Linked DNA regions of Homo sapiens: region 1 is linked to region 2. Evidence: chromatin contacts called from ENCODE Hi-C or POLR2A ChIA-PET data. All regions are on one chromosome and are shown on one strand. Each heading gives the region's core, a stretch centred on a gene start or an enhancer-like site at or near the end of the contact. The rest is flanking DNA. Distances are from core to core; before and after follow the strand shown.

What was found. Hi-C counts contacts between places; a loop is a spot of excess contacts on that map. ChIA-PET counts read pairs that join two places held with the same protein, here RNA polymerase II (POLR2A). Pooled maps may share reads with other maps.
Region 1: a loop to region 2 is called in a map of PC-9, with 10 times the contacts of the local background. The contact joins the enhancer-like site here to the promoter of FHL2 in region 2. A Hi-C loop is called at or near these places in 1 of 168 maps with a recorded cell type or tissue (PC-9) and 1 of 50 pooled maps. POLR2A ChIA-PET finds 5 or more read pairs at or near these places in 1 of 52 experiments (H1).

The regions. Positions count from the first base shown.
Region 1 is chr2:109,212,409-109,215,108 of GRCh38, reverse strand. The region is part of intron 1 of SH3RF3 (SH3 domain containing ring finger 3); the gene reads right to left. It also overlaps a transcript of RANBP2 not described here. Among named protein-coding and RNA genes, the nearest start is that of MIR4265, 72 kb to the right of the region's middle. RefSeq lists enhancers at 846-895, 936-985. Within about 2 kb of position 1,333, at least 7 of the 41 ENCODE cell types and tissues checked have a DNase peak (open chromatin) inside an H3K27ac peak, as active enhancers do; they include PC-9, where a contact is called at or near this core.
Region 2 is chr2:105,397,629-105,400,328 of GRCh38, reverse strand. FHL2 (four and a half LIM domains 2) reads left to right here and starts at 1,278. Exons shown (of 7, transcript NM_001318895.3): 1 at 1,278-1,487. RefSeq lists silencers at 1,175-1,304, 1,325-1,544 and an enhancer at 675-1,497.

The DNA of each region.
Region 1 (2,700 bases), core at 84-2,583, 3.8 Mb before region 2:
TATGGAGGTTAGTCGTCCCACTGAAGGTTTAACGCTGCTCATTTTTTCCATGGACAGCTTTACTGGTTAGAAGTACAAAAGCTGTTTTCTCAGATTATTTGAGATCTTACTCTGCCTCCACCAAGATGTGTGAGCTCAGCGACGTGCCCCTTCTCTCCTCAGCTCACTACAGCTGGTGCAGAGCTCCTGGGCTGTGGTGTCAGTGCCTACCACCCTCCAAGTCTCAGATCTCCCAAAACACTGCTGTCCGCGTCACCCCCAGCAGCCCTTGGAACTCAGTCTCCAATATACATAGATCTTGCTCCCCTTTAGGGGTGAGGACGCAAGTCCAGAGGGGTGAAGCCACAGGCTCAAGGCCACACAGCTAAATGTCACCAGAGTTGCAGCTGGAGTGGAGCCCATCTTCTGATTGTCCTGTCCACGGGACAGAGAGAGCCCACAGATGCCAGCAAGAGTGTCAGGCAGAGACGTTCTTCCAGGGCTGTTCAGATGTCCTCCTCAAAAAGGATTCCTGTTTGGCTGTCTTTCAATCATCCCCCTTTTGTTTCATGTCAATGAAATTTCTTAGTCCTTGTCTCACAGGTCTTCTACGCCAGGGCCTGGCTGGCTTGGGCTCCACTCCTTTTTTTTTTTTTCTCTTTTCTATGACTCTTTTTTTTTAATACTTTAAGTTCTAGGGTACATGTACACAGTGTGCAGGTTTGTTACACAAGAACTCTCTACACAGCACACGTGGCCCCGGCCTCCTGCTGCCCCCACAGCCCCAAGGCCCCTCCTCTGCCAGGGTAGCAATGCTCCCAGGAGAATAAGGCAAGCCCTTCTGCCCCAGCTTTTGGGGCCACTCCCTTTGGGTGATCTTATCTCTTGTGGTTTTACCCATAAACCACATGCTGACAGCTTTATTTCCAGTCACTTCCAGTCTGCGTCTTAGCCTCACCTCCAACAGCCTGCTGAGGCCCCTACCTAGACGCAGCATGGGGGCACCCGGCACACCCAAGACAATTGGCAGAAACACCCCTTCCTCCTCGCCGTCCAGTGACCACTGCCTGCCCTCCATTTCCTCCAACCAGAACTGCAGGGCTGGTCTCAGAGCTCCTCCCTCCCCTGCCCGCCACGTCCACCCAATCCACAGGTCTTTTGCAGGGACTGCTCCAGGCCTCTGAGGGCAGTCACTGAGTCAGCTTCCTCCACACTCTGACACCAGTGTCCCGGGAGGCTTTGCCTCATGGGCTTGGGTTACTTCAGTGACCTCAGAACGACCCACGGGCTGTAACCCTGCCCTTCCAGCCCATCCACCACACCACACCACACCCTATCACACCACACCACAGTGAGACCACGTCACGTTCCTATTTAAAACCATCCCCACGTTCCCCACTCAAGGTAAAGGATAAAGGCCAGGCTCTGACACGTGACAGATGAAGCCATCTTGACCTGACCTTAGTATGCCTGTGTAGACACACAGTTTGCTGCCCTGACATGGCTCAAAGGTGCCTGCTGTGTTGGACACAGCTGGTGTCCACCCAATGCCCCCATCTTCCTTGCTTTAAGAGCCCAGCCCCCTGTTAGGTGATAGAGGCTTCAGATGGCAGATATGCCCTTCTCCAGGCTCCCTGCAGATCCTGGGGCCACGTCCTCACCAGTGAGATATAAGGGGAAGTGTCCTGGATGCTTCTGGGAACACTTTCTTCCCTAATAAAATGAGGGAGGTTTGAGGAGCCCTGGTCCGTCCCTCCTGTCACCCAGCAGTTATCACTGGAGGACAAGATGCCCGGGCTGCGTTTGGCGTACACATAGCCTTATGCTATGGACACACCAGGGTGTGGAAGGGCAAAGAGGGAGGAAGAGCCATGTCCTGAGTACATCACTGAGCTCAGAAGCAGCCCTGGGACCACCTACTTCCAGAGTTCTTGCCAAGGAAGAGAATAAGCAACCGCGCCCATGTGGTTTAAACCCAGTTTAAAAACTGGGTGTTCATGACTTGCAGCCCAGAGCACCCAAAGTGATGCAACTGCTTGACTGTGCTTTCAGATTCCTCCGAGCCTTCCCAGGACTGCATCCTCCACCTGCTCAGAGTGCACTCCTACCCTGCTGCCGACACCTGCACACCGCTCAGCACAGGGCTTCCCTGGGATGTGTGGGCAGCATCTGTCTTTTCATCATCCACTATATTCCAATCATCTTTCTCCCCCACCCAACAGAAGTTCCATAAAGCCAAGACTGTGTCTGATCCACCCTTGTTCTTCCAGTGCCCAGCCTGGTATGGCACCTACCCCACACCAGCTCACCAGGAGGTCTAACTCCTCCAGCAGGGAAATACCAGGGGCAGAGGGAACTGACGGGTGGGGGAGAAGGCTGCTTTGGGCCACGGGCAAAGAGAGAATGGGTCTTTATTATACAACAATTAGTTCTGTGATTACAATCAGGTGAGTCCATTTAACACAAGAAAAGGGAGGTTGCTATCTGGAGAAGAAACATTGACAAAGATCAATGAACCCAAAAGATCTGTCAAATGTGTGGGTCAGCCGACTTCTCCTCAAGCCACTCCACTTGATCTCATTTCTCCAGCCAGCTGGGCAAAGCTACCTCAAGCCAACCTCCCTGGAGCTGTCGGAAAGCCTCACAATGCAGTCAGGATGGTTGCTAACAAATTCATTTTGAGACTTTTGTATTGTTTTTCCTTGTCAGGATTCTAAATGA
Region 2 (2,700 bases), core at 29-2,528:
GCAAGTCTCAGTCCTCTGGAGTCACCTGAGTGACTGAGGGATGAGAGGCATTTCTGATCCCGTAATATACTTACATGGCTTTGCCATCTACCACATCCCAGTTCAAATCTCAGCTGGCACAGTTACCGTTCACGTGGCCTGGAGCAAATCTGAGCTGAACTTTCCTCACCGTAAATCTGGTAAAAATCTTTACCTTAAAGGAGTGTGGATCAAATGAGATACCAGGTAGAGCTAGTGCTCACCGAGTGGAAGCTAAGGTGATGAAGCCCCTTTATTCTCAAGTTCTGTGATTCCATGATGGAGACCCATGAGGCCTACCAGACGGAGAGTATCAATTAAAAGAAAGCAATCACGGAGTTCTTCCCGCCTTCTCTGGAGGATGTATTCCTATGAGCTGCCCCGAATGTTAAAAATAATACACCTGCCCCCAAAGTGCCGAGGACGCCTTTGTGGTCCACCTACTCATCGTCCACCGGTTTCTGCAAGTGGACCGGTTACCTGCTCAGGAGCAAATGTTTCCATCACGACGCACCCTCTCCCAGGGATGGGCTCAACCTGTGCTCTCCCTGCGACAATGCTGAACAGTGCCATCTGTCCCTACCCAGCGTCAGCGTCACGCAGAGGGCCCGGGCTTGGAATGTGGGAGGCACGCTCCCAGCTCACTTTGGTTTTCCCGCCCTGGAGGGGAATCCAAGATGTCTAACTAGTCTTCTGGCCCCGAGAGGGAGAGGTGGGGATAGGACCTTCCTTTAGTCCCCTCCGTAGTGGAACGAAGGATTCTTTATGGTCATCTGTGGTGTTCATTTCGTAAAGAAGCATCTGCAGGGTAAGAAGGAAAAACGTCCACCTTGCAAATATATCCCAGGCACATGCCTCCTGAGAAGTGACCCCCTCCTCCCTCCGCCTCCCCCGGCACGTCCTGGGGCTTCTCCAGTCTCCCGCTCCTGGGACCAGGCAGAGATCCCGGCGTGGGCAGACCCCTGCCACCGCGCCCAGGCCTCGTCCGAAACTCGCGCCCGAGAGCCCACGCCGGAGGCGACGCTCCCGATAACTACTGTGCTCCCAAGACCCGGAGGGCACGAAGAAAGGAGCCCTGGCAAACAAAGGGTACGGGCCGGGACCGCCGCAGCCCGGGGCGGGGGCACGGCAACCGCGAGGCCTGGGGGCGCCCGCCCCCCGCGCCCCACGCCCGGTGCCAGCGAGCCGAGGCGTGCATCTCCTTATATGGTCAAATGACACGGCGGGGTTTCTCGAGGGCGGGAGCTGCGCAGCGCTCCACTCGGCCGGCAGCGGAGCCGCAGCCACCAGCCGCCCGCGCCCTCCAGCCCCGTCCGGGAGTCCCCGGCCCGCTGCGGTGCCGTGAGTACCTCCAACCCCCTGCGCCCCGGAGGGAGGCCGAGGGGCTTAGCCACCAGGGCTCGGAAGTGGGGGCCGAATCCGGTGCGAGACCCAAGGAGAGGGGAGCAGAGCCGGAGTTGGGGAGACTGGTGAGAGGAGAGCAGAGCTGTGGGTCCGGGAAGACCACTGGGAGAGGGGACCCGAACCGTGCGGGGAGAAGCCGGGAGAAAGGAGTTGAGCTGTGGGGTAGACCCGGGAGAGGAGAGCCGAACCCTGGGGGTTGGGGGTGGGGAGACCACGGGGAGAGGGGAGCGGAGCAATGGGAGGGGTCTAGACCCTGGGGGCGCTGGAGCTCAGAGGAGCCCACCGACTCATCCCCAGAGGGAGGACTGCAGCCCGCGTCCTCACCAGGTGGGGCACCGCCATGCGGGCAGGGACCGGGCGAGCCTGGGTAAAGGCTGGCCGCGGGTCCCAGCCGGCGGCTGCGGGGAGGTGACGCTGTCCGCCTGCTTCCAGGCCCGACTCCCGAGCGGGCTGTCCTGGCACGGTGGTCTGCGCGGGGGAGTCCGGGCCATTTCCCTTTAGTAGAAATAAGTGGAGTTTGCAGTGTGACCTCGCTCCTTGACTCAGGTAGACATTTAATAACTGAACCATTCGGTTAAAACAAAAATGGCTTATTTTAAATGAAAAGATTCTAAGTTTTTCTTAAGTCGCACTCGTGTGATATCTTAGCATACCAGAAATAGAGGGAAGAAAATATTGAGTGTTTTTCTGATTTTAAATGAATCAGTCATATTTATTTTCATATCCTCAGTCGGGTTTTAACTGGAAGTAGGCTAATCCGGTTAGCTGAAATGTGTAGCTGGCTTGCAAGCAGCAGTGTACTTAGACATCACTGAACTTAAGGCCCGCACTCCCTTCCACATATTTTGGAAGGTAATAAATCACAATTTGGGTTTAGAATCAGGAGAACTGTCTTCAAAACACAACTCCCAATACATCTCACATTTTTGGTGCTGACTCTACTAATGAGTGTTTTATAATAATATATTAAAGAAAAGAGGTTTTGCACTATCCTGAAGATGTTTTAGACAAAAAAAAACAAAAAACAAAAAAACAAAAACCATTTGCATCAAGTCTTAGAAGTACAGGAATTCCTAGTCTATCAATTAAACTTTAATAAAACCAAACTCAAAGAACATTTCATTGTGCATTTATATAAAATTTTGTCAAGTGTTACTGGATTTAGATCACCCCCCAGTTTAGAAGATCATCAGTTAATACACAGAATTGTGTTTCCACGGTGTTTATTAGCCTGCCATGGTTTAAAATGCGTTTACACCATAACATGTCGATGAAGGC